Regions from separate parts of the Homo sapiens genome. Here region 1 is linked to region 2. A link is an interaction called in ENCODE POLR2A ChIA-PET data of the cell type or tissue named here. Cell type or tissue: K562. All regions are shown on one strand. Links, peaks and the distances in the headings refer to the core of each region. The heading gives the core; the rest is flanking DNA.

Region 1 (5,364 bases), core at 191-5,190, 560 kb before region 2:
AATATCTGAGATGCTCTCAGTTAATTTAGAAAGTTTATTTTGCCGAGGTTGAGGACACATGCTCGTGACACAGCCTCAGGGGGTCCTGACAACATGTCCCCAAGGTGGTCAGAACACAGTTTTGTTTTATACATTTTAGGGAGACACAAGACATCAATGAACATACGTAAGACGAACATTGCTTTGGTTCAGAAAGGCGGGACAACTGGAAGCAGGGAGGGGACTCCCAGGTCATAAGTAGATCAGATATACATCTATCTCAGTGAGCAGACGGGTGACTTTGGATACAATGGGAGGCAGGTTTGCCCTAAGCAGTTCCTAGCTTGACTCTTCCCTTTAGCTTAGTGATTCTGGGGCCCCAAGATTTATTTTCCTTTCACAAGCTCATGCCTGGGCACAGGAGTGGGAGAGAGAGCTTGGGGACCAGGCTGCCCTCCTGAGAGAATGCCACAGTGGTGGGCATGAAGGAGTCCAGGGAGCAGGATTCCAGGTTGGGGAAACAGCAAGCTCAGTGGCCGGAGGCTGGAGGATGCCTGCAGCCAGCCTGGGCAGACAGCTTGAGGGCACTATATCAGAGACAAAAGTGACTCAATGACCCTTGTTAAAGCACAGTCAGGCACACTTCATTCAGGACCATCACCAGAGGTATAGAGACCACTGGAAGGGGAATTGGCAGCGGGGGAGAAAGACTGGACTCAAACCCAAATACAGCCTGGGTAACTGGGAGTTTATAGCCAAGGAGCAGGGTGGGGGCAGGAGATGTTAATGTACTAAGGGAAAGCATCAGGTGTGAAGAGGATTCTTGCTGAGGACAGGCCAGAGTGACCAACATCACCTGCCAGGTGGTGGAGGGTGAGGAACCTGACCAGATATGATTGCAACCGCCTTTGCAAAACTGCGACTGAAGCAGTGAAGGAGATCTAACATCTAACATCTAACCAGCTCCATCCTGCTTCTAGCCTTTAAGCCATGCTTGTTCCTCCATGGGCGCAGGTTGAACTAACTTTGGGAGGAGCTTGGTTTATAGTTGACAGTTTAAAACAAAGATGAACAGCCCTTTCCCCAAACAAACCTCTTTCTTCCCTGCGGACTAGTCTGCCTTTATAGGACTAACAAATTAGCCACAAGATTACAAATTATGGTTTAGGAGTCATGCTGCTGGAGGCTGCAAGATTCTGATCTTCCCTAAACTGCTCCTAAGTAAGAACAGTGCAGATTCTGATCCTCCCTAAACTGCTCCTAAGTAAGATCAGTGCAGATTCTGATCCTCCCTAAACTGCTCCTAAGTAAGATCAGTGCACATTCTGATCCTCCCTAAACTGCTCCTAAGTAAGATCAGTGCAGATTCTGATCCTCCCTAAACTGCTCCTAAGTAAGATCAGCGCAGATTCTGATCCTCCCTAAACTGCTCCTAAGTAAGATCAGCGCAGATTCTGATCCTCCCTAAACTGCTCCTAAGTAAGAACAGCGCAGATTCTGATCCTCCCTAAACTGCTCCTAAGTAAGAACAGCGCAGATTCTGACCCTCCCTAAACTGCTCCTAAGATCAGTGCAGATTCTGACCCTCCCTACACTGCTCCTAAGATCAGTGCAGATTCTGACCCTCCCTAAACTGCTCCTAAGATCAGTGCAGATTCTGACCCTCCCTAAACTGCTCCTAAGATCAGTGCAGATTCTGATCCTCCCTACACTGCTCCTAAGATCAGTGCAGATTCTGATCCTCCCTAAACTGCTCCTAAGTAAGATCAGTGCAGATTCTGACCCTCCCTACACTGCTCCTAAGATCAGTGCAGATTCTGATCCTCCCTAAACTGCTCCTAAGATCAGTGCAGATTCTGACCCTCCCTAAACTGCTCCTAAGATCAGCGCTTGAGGTATTTGCAGACCCTGCGCTTGATGCATCAGTTGGCACCACCCAGATCCATAAACTGGCTCATCTGATCCTGTGGCCTCAACCCAGCAGCTGACTCGGCACAAGAGGACAGCTTCGGCTCCCCATGATTTTGTCTCCAACCCAACCAATCAGCATTCTCAACTCACTGGCCTTCCCCCACTCACCAAATTACCCTCAAAAACTCTGCTCCCCGAATGCTCGGGGAGACTGATTTGAGTAATAATAAAACTCTGGTCTCCCATACAGCCGGCTCTGCGTGAATTACTCTTTCTCTATTGCAATTCCCCTGTCTTGATAAATCGGCTCTGTGCAGGCAGCGGGCAAAGTGAACTCACTGGGTGGTTACATAAAGGGTGATCAGGTCCTTACTAAAACTGGATTTTACAAGGAAGTGCACAGATGGGCTCCGGAGAAGGTTCAGGAGCTGCCGTCTGCCCAAGCAGAGAAGCTTTCATTGCCACACAGCAGCTACCTCACACCTGCCACGGTTCTTGTGGGCAGTGGATTCCGTCCTCATCTGCTCAAGACTGTGCCCCCAAGCCGGGCGCAGTGGCTCACGCCTGTAATCCCAGCACTTTGGGAGGCCGAGGTGGGCGGATCACAAGGTCAGGAGATTGAGACCACCCCGGCTAACACGGTGAAACCCCATCTCTACTAAAAAAATATTAAAAAATTAGCGAGGCGTGGTAGCGGGCTCCCGTAGTCCCAGCTACTCAGGAGGCTGAGGCAGGAGAATGGCGTGAACCCGGGAGGCGGAGCTTGCATTGAGCCGAGATCACGCCACTGCACTCCAGCCAGCCTGGACGACGCAGCGAGACTCCGTCTCAAAAAAAAAAAAAAAAAGGGCTGCCCCTCTTTCTGGGAACCTCCTGCCTTCCTCTCCCTGCCAGTGGGTTCCACAAGAACCTCCCAGTCAGTACCTGCCACCCCCTTGGCCAGGTCATGTATCTGCCCAGCTGGGACCAGCAGAGCCCTTTCAGAGTTGGGACCAACCAGAGGGCCTCAAGGTGGTTGATGGGACAAGGATGGAGCAGGCCCACAGGGGTGGGGAAGATGAAGGCCACCAGGGGGCCTAAGGTGGATCCCCATGTCAGCAGGTCTCATGAACTGCTGCAGAATCCCTCCACTCAGGCCACGTGTTCCCGCTGAAGCAGCTCAACTCCCCACCCTCCCCATGCAGAGGCTTCTTCCATCCCTTGTCCAAGGTGCAAAAAGACAAGACCCATGCCCCTCATTTCAAGGCCCTCTCCTGACTGTGGGTGTTAGTCCCAAATTAGCAATGCCCCAGGCGTCCAGAGCCACTTCCCGAACCCCAGCAGGCTGCCTCCAATTGGGGCTCTGTCAATGCAGAAAAAGAACTCACATCTCCAAAAGGCAGGATGGCCTGCAGAGCTTGGCTTTGAACAAACATAGCTGGCAGCACACACATCCCCTCCTCCAGGCCGGGAGGTCAGGGCTGGGCCGAGGCAGCTGTCACGTGGGCAACCCCTGAGCGGCCTCCAGAGCCCAGGGGGAAGGGGCCACCATTTGCGTAACACTACAACCCTAAGCAGGCTCTTCTCGGGAAGAAGGGGCCGGTCCTGGGGTAGTTCCCAGCTTCCAGTTGAAAGAGAATAAAGTGCCTTTGATTGTCTCCTTTTAAACTCCAATTCACAGCGCCAACCAGCTGCGATAGCTCCAATTACAGGTTCAAAGATTTCTGGGCCACCGAGCAGCTTTCTGTTCTGGCTCCAGATGGAAGCACCAGCAGCGCACCCCTGCCCCCAGCCCCGCCACACACAGGCACAGACACCACACTGGAATGTAACATCAAGGGGCTCGCTGGCAGAGACTGGCACCTCCTGCTCTCCACAAGGTCAGCAGCAGCCTCAAGCCCAGCCCCTTCCCACCCCATCTCTGGGAGTCCCTTCAAACTTTGCTCCCACATGGCCTCTATCTTGGAGCTTTCATGTTTCCTCAGGAAAATGCCAGCTCCCCACACACAGCTGGGCTTCAGTGGAAGTCGAGTCCTGAACCCTCACCCTGGTCCCCAGAGGCTCTTCCAGAGCCCTGTCCACCTTCCCACTGGCTGCAGGGTCAGTGACCAGGGAAAGCGCTTCCCATCAGGAGACCAGGTCCTGCTCCTCCCCGAGGGGCAACCTGAGCTTGTGGAGAAACGCAAGGTCAAGGAGCTGCCCTGGGGAGCCACCCTAGGAGGGGCCACCCTGAGGGAGCTGTCCTGGGGACACCTGCAGTGGAAACTGTTCAGGGCAGGGGCTATGGAGAGGGATACCCTGGCAGGGCCCAATTACTACAGCAACCTTGGGGCCCTCAGCCACACAGAATAAAATCCTCACCGAAGCCCCCTCTGGGGCTCTCTCTTACACTGATGAGAAAAAGAAGTAGCTCAGAGCAGAGTCGGAACTAGGCGGGGTGTACGGCCAAGAGGGATGAGTGTGGGGCCTCAGTAATCCCACACTTCTGCAAAAATGGCTGGGGACAATTGTTTCAGGACGCTTTGTTCCAGACCAGCTGCCTCACCATTATCTTCATGTTCTTGGAATTTGTGACACAACGAACAATGTAGGCCGGGTATGATGGCTCACACCGGTAAATCCCAGCTACTCAGGAGGCTGAGGCACAGGAAATCACTTGAGCCCGGGAGGCGGAGGGCACAGTGAGCACTCCAGGCTGGGCAACACAGCGAGACTCTGTCTCAAAAAGAAAGAACAATGTATAGCCAATGTTATCTGTTTTTGTTTTTTCTGTTTTGTTTTTGAGACGGAGTCTCACTCTGGCACCCAGGCTGGAGTGCAATGGCGCAATCTCGGCTCACTGCAACCTCCACTTCCCAGGTTCAAGCAATTCTCCTGCCTCAACCTCCCAAGTAGCTGAGATTACAGGTACACGCCACCACACCTGGCTAATTTTTGTATTTTTAGTAGAGACAGGGTTTCGCCATGTTGGCCCAGCTGGTCTCGAACTCCTGACCTCAAGTGATCCACCCGCCTTGGCCTCCCAAAGTGCTGGGATTACAAGCGTGAGCCACCGCGCCCAGCCACCTCTTTTCCTTCGAAAAACTACTGTAACTGTTGCCAATCAGAGTGTATATTCAGGGCAAATAGAATCTCTGCTCCCAGGTTGCAATCCTCAAGCTTGGCCCAAATAAACCCTCCGCTCATGTTAATGTTGCTTCAGCTTCTTTCTTTTAGGTCAACGTTCAGTACGCGTCTGTCATTTCCATTTGACTGTTAAACAAACTGGAGACTATAGAGGCCAAGGGAAAACTTGCCCTCTGCCCTCAGGAGATTCACGGAAAATCAACTGACAAAGTAAGAGAAAAGGCATACAGATTTATTCATGCACACAGGGAGAACCAGAGTGATGACCCCAACCTCCCAATGGGGTTCGGAAGCTTATATACCATCTTGAGGTTACAGAAAGAACATGGGCTCAAAGTATGGCCACAGTTTATGGTGGAAAATCAGGTG
Region 2 (5,364 bases), core at 121-5,120:
TCCAGGCTGTGATTTCTCCCCTCCCTGTGCCCTGGCCTCCGCCGGCAGCCCCTGCAGCACCCACAGTGGTCCTGCCCACCTCCCGTGGCCTGAGCATGCCCCACCAAGACAGGCGTCTGCCTCGGAGCTGGGGACAGAGGCGGCTCCCGGGTGGTGGTGGCCATCTCCGGGCTCTGCCCTCCTCCACCTGGTGCCCTGGACTTGGTCGCAGCCCCTCCCCCGCCCAGGCCAGATCCCCTCTGCCCCAGACCTCGCTTCCTCTGCCAGGACCCTGGGTCCCAGTGACCTTTGATACTGACTCCCCTCAGACTCACCCCGGGGGTGCTGTGCGTGAGAGAGAGCCCCCTCCCCACCGCACCCCTGCAGTGCTGTGCGTGAGAGAGAGCACCCTCCCTGCCTCCTGCTAGGGTCTTCCCTGCTCAGGAGCCCCTGGGCCTGGAGCCCCTGCCTGGAGGGATCTTCTTCCAGATCTGGAAATTAGGTTCTGCAGACGGAGGGGGATGGGCAGTTGTTTTCCAGTCTCGTGTCTGGACCTGGGTGTGGGATCTGGAAGACTGCACGCACAACATGTTGGGGCAGGAGTATTTTGTGGGGAGAGGTGCCATTCCTTGCTCTAAATATTGGCAGATCCCCTTTCTTCTCTCCTCCAGATAACAGCGTGGGGGGTCCATGCTCCGACATGGCTGGGGGAGGCTGGTCCATGTCCTGGGCTGCGGCGGGGCTGCGTCTGTCCTACAGGAGGAGTCCAGGATGGGCGGGTCCCAGGTGCGGGTGTGGTTGATGCTGGGGGACGTGGGTGAGTCACCAATACACAGACAGTGAAGCAGAAGTTGAAGGGTCAGGGTCCAGCCTGGGGACGGGGCGCGTTGTAACCTGGGATTCTGTCGCTGTCTTGCAGAGCTGCCTCCTGGTGACCTCGGGGTTTTCGCTGTACCTGGGGAACGTGTTCCCGGCTGAGATGGATTACTTGCGCTGTGCTGCAGGCTCTGTAAGCAGCTTCCTCCACGCCTCTGCCAGTGCCCAAGCTCGCCGGCACGTGCTCTGGTTTCTTTGTTCTGAGATGTGCAGGTTTCTGTCACCTGTACCTCATTCAAACCTCTTCATATGGGCCGGGCACAGTGGCTCATGGCTGTCATGCCAGCACTTTGAGGGGTGGAGGTGGGTGGATCACCTGAGGTCAGGTGTTTGAGACCAGTCTGACCAACATGGACAAACCCCATCTCTACTAAAAATACAAAAATTAGCTGGGCGCGGTGGTGGGTGCCTGTACTCCCAGCTACTCAGGAGGCTGAGGCAGGAGAATCGCTTGAACCTGGGAGGCGGAGGTTGCAGTGAGCCCAGATTGTGCCACTGCACTCCAGCCTGGGCAATGAGAGTGAAACTTCGTCTCAAAACAACAACAACAAGAAAAAAACAAAAAACTCTTCATATGACTTTAGTTTCACGTAGAGTTCATCACCTTTGAGAATTACTGATGAAGCAGGCCTGAACCTTGCTCTGCAGACGCCTGTGCAGGGAATTGCGTGTTGATTCTGAGCCTGCGGCTGCGTCCTGCCAGAGCTGGCAGCATCTGCCCTCAGGGGACTGGGACCTGTGCCCCACATCCTCCCAAAGCTTCATGTTGTGTTTTTAGAAACTTACACAGTGCCAAGGCCGGTGGAGGCACCCACTGATCCTCAGAGCAAGGGAGGACAGACAACCGCTGTCCCCTGGTCCTCTGTGAACCCCGGCCACTGCCTCCCCAGCGTCCCGGCAGCTAGAGCACCATGCTGGCTGACCCCTGGGCTCTGGCCCGCAAGCCATGGACCCCATGCCCCTCTGGCCCGCAAGCCGCGCACCCCATGCCCCTCTGGCCCGCAAGCCGCGGACCCCATGCCCCTCTGGCCCGCAAGCCGCGGACCCCACGCCCCTCCTGCTTCAGCTGGTCCCGAGCTCTCCCCTCCTCTCGCTTCCACATGCCTGCTGGGTCTCTGGCCCCTGCCCTTTCTCTAGGGACACTGTTGGTGACTGTCCCCAGCAGCGCCCCCGAAATGTCTTAAAAACAAAGTGGATGCCCCGCCCCGTGCTGTCCTGGGTCTCTGCTCCCTTAGAACAAAGCCCTTTGGGGCAGGTGACCCGTCCCACTCTGCTGCCCTCTCTGGAAGCTTCTCCGTGGCCTTTATCCTCACCATGGGAGCCGCCCTTGTCCCAGTGGAGCTGTGAGCTGTGCCCCTTCAGCCTCAGCGGCTGCCGGATATGGGCAAGTGCCCACCCCCGCCCAGCCTTGGCCCCACTCGGCCCTGCCCCCGGCCTTTCTTCTCTACCCTGGGCCCTCGTGGCACCTGAGTGGGTGCTGAGCTGAGCCTGGCTGTCCTGGCCCTAGCTCTGCCCCTCGCTCAGGCCCCGACGGGGCTTCTTCTGCCTCCTCACCCAGCACTGCTGTGCTCAGCCCCTCAGGGCCTGCACCCCCGACTCAGGGCCCGGGGTCCCATGGCTGCAGGAGCAAGGCCCTGCACGGCAAGGGCCACAGGCCTGGGCTGGCCCGACTCCATCCACCTCCCTGTCCCTGACGTCCCAACCTCCCTCCCTGGCCCTGGACTCCTAGCCTTGGTGTGGCCCTGTGGGGACAAGAAGGCTGAGGACAAGAAGGCTGTGGGACTCCTTTCTGCCTCCCTCACATGCAGAGTCTTGCTACTTCCTTTGCTCCTTCCTTCCTCTTTCTTTCTTTCTTTTTTTCTTTCTTTCTTTCTTTGACGGAGTCTTGCTCTGTCACACAGGCTGGAGTGCAATGGCGCCGTCTCTGCTCACTGCAACCTCCACCTCCTGGGTTCAAGCAATTCTCCTGCCTCAGCCTCCTGAGTAGCTGGGACTACAGGCACCCGCCACCACGCCCAGCTAATTTTTTTTGTATTTTTAGTAGAGATGGGGTTTCACTATGTTGGCCAGGCTGGTCTCAAACTCCTGACTCTGATCCACCCGCCTCAGCCTCCCAAAGTACTGGGATTACAGGTGTGAGCCACTGCACCAGACCTCCTCTTTCTTTCTTTCTTTCTTTCTTTCTTTCTTTCTTTCTTTCTTTCTTTTTTTGAGACAAGGTCTCACTCTATCACCGAGTATTCACAGCTCACTGCAGCCTCGAACTCCTGGGCTCAAGAGATCCTCCCAGCTCAGCCTCCGGAGTAGTTGGGACTAGAGGTGTGAGCCACTGCACCCGGCTGATACTTTTTCCTTTTTTGGGTAATTTTCAGCAAAGACCAGGTCTTGTGCCTGCGTGAGTTACATTCTAGGCTTCAAAGCTTATCCAGCTAGAAGAGCCTTCATTAACAAATATCTTTTTAGCACATCAGAAAAATAAAAACTTCTTTCAGAATAAATTATTTTGAAGTACCTGGGGGTTGGGCGCAGCGGCTCATGCCTGTAATCGCAGGGCTTTGGGAAGCTGAGGTGAACAGATCATTTGAGCCCAAAGTTAAGATCAGCTTGGGCAACAGAGTGAGACCCCATCTCAAGAAAAAATTAAAACTGAGAAGTACCTGGGGGCCTTCTAGTCAAGCCAACCCACTGTGTTGCATGGACTGGCAACACTGTTTTGTGAATATGATTCAGATCCTTCTGGAAGCGCAAATGTTAGAGTATTTCAGAGTCTCAGTTGCTCAGGTGAGCGGCAGGCTCATGGGATTCCGGTTTCATTCCAGTGCATCCCCTCGGCAATTGTGAGCTTCACCGTCTCCAGGAGGAACGCCAATGTGGTGAGTCTAGCTTGCAGGCAGCCTCTGCCAGGGAGAAAGCCGGAGGGGCTGACAGACAGTGTGCCCATGTGTGCTTGTGTGTGTGCCCACGCACAGACGTTGTGGCACCGAGAGGGGCCCCCGAGGTTGCCCCCCAGACAGTAAAGCTCCTGCCCAGCCCAGCCTTTGCCGCACAGAGGGGAGAGCGGGCTGAGCACGCAGGACTCCCCACCATTATGTCCTAATCAGGATAATTTTTAGTGAATGGCCTGAAGTGTGGTTTATCTGTTACCTTTTTTCTTTTATTATTCAAAGAAGGAAAACCCCTCCTGCCTTGTTTTTCAGATTCCCAACTTTCAGATATTGTTTGTTTCCACGTTTGCTGTGACCACTACGTGTTTAATTTGGTTTGGATGCAAACTAGTCCTGAACCCATCAGCAATAAACGTGAGTTCACACGAGCTTCGCGCAGACGCCTGACACCCACAGCCCCACTCCCACGAATGGTGTCAGCAAATGTTTGTTGAGCTGGAAATAGGTGGTAAATGTTATTCACAGCTCGTGAGTTTGACTAAAGTTGAGAGATTTATGCATCCAAAGAAAATAATTGTCTTTATTGAAGTCTCGTGATTCTGCGGGACAGATTTATTGGTAAACAATGTCTTTTCCAACAGTCCTTAAAAATTAACAGTGACATAATACTATGTTTCATCCAATCTGTGTAAGACAGTTGTTCAATGCACCTCTAAACAAAAATGTGAAATTGTAGGGGGCAGAGGTTGTGGGAGCCGAGATGGCGCCACTGCACTCCAGCCTGGAAGACAGAGCAAGACTCCGTCTCAAAAAAAAAAAAAAAAAAAAAAAGACAAAAATCCCAAAGGAAACCAGGACCTCATCCGAGATACTGCAAGGAGGGCCTCCTGCTTTGTGTGACATGTGGAATGCACTTGATGATTGGGGAAAGCTGGAGGAGGCTTGAGTATGTCCTGGCCACTCTCGTTGGGCAGGAAAAATGAGCAGACACAGGAGGACCCAGTGGGAACACCCACACTGCCTTTTTGTTTTGTTTTGTTTTGTTTTTGAGAAGGAATCTCGCTCTGTCGCCCAGGCTGGAGTGTAGTGGCGCCATCTCGGCTCACTGCAACCTCTACCTCCCGGGTTCAAGCAATTCTCCTGCCTCAGCCTCTGGAGTAGCTGGGATTACAGGCGTGTGCCACCACACTCGGCTAATTTTTGTATTTTTAGTACAGACAAGGTTTCACCATGTTGGCCAGGCTGGCCTTGTACTCCTGACCTCAGGTGATCCATCCACCTCGGCCTCCCATAGTGCTGGGATTACAGGTATGAGCCACCGCGCCCGGCCTGTGACGCTTCTTTATTAAGACGGAGAGCAGATGGGGTGTGGTCCCTGGGTCAGTGGCTTGTATCTGAACTGCTCAGAGGCAAGTTACTCACTGTAGCTGTCGGCTGGCCCTGGGAGGAGCTGTCTCTTCAGGATCAGGAAGGAGCCAGAGGTCAAAGCACCAGAAATACAGAAAATAAAAGACAAGGTTAATGTCACACTTTTCTGAATTTTAGAGTTCTCCTTATGCTTTTGTCTTTTTGATCTGTCATTTTTTTTTTTTTTTGAGACAGTCTCGCTCTGTCGCCCAGACTG

Evidence for each region. ChIA-PET counts read pairs that join two places held together with the same protein. Peaks named below come from ENCODE experiments on the same cell type or tissue, not always from the same donor. Only the 100,000 strongest peaks of a DNase experiment are listed, where the experiment ranks them.
Region 1: POLR2A ChIA-PET joins it to region 2 with 6 read pairs; 2 of 35 experiments call an interaction of 5 or more read pairs at or near these places.

The regions. Positions count from the first base shown.
Region 1 is chr22:50,640,123-50,645,486 of GRCh38, reverse strand. No RefSeq gene overlaps it. Among named protein-coding and RNA genes, the nearest start is that of ARSA, 15 kb to the right of the region's middle. RefSeq lists enhancers at 1,133-1,632, 1,633-2,134, 2,856-3,420, 3,421-3,984. In K562, for the core only: CTCF peaks have their summits at 2,945 (motif pointing right) and 3,559; a DNase peak (open chromatin) is centred at 2,946; H3K27me3 peaks cover 3,203 bases.
Region 2 is chr22:50,078,708-50,084,071 of GRCh38, reverse strand. It overlaps MLC1 (modulator of VRAC current 1), which reads left to right. Exons shown (of 12, transcript NM_015166.4): 3 at 899-988; 4 at 3,675-3,728; 5 at 4,053-4,154. Among named protein-coding and RNA genes, the nearest start is that of MLC1, 4.0 kb to the left of the region's middle. RefSeq lists a silencer at 718-1,012. In K562, for the core only: no CTCF peak of the experiment used is centred there; a DNase peak (open chromatin) is centred at 781.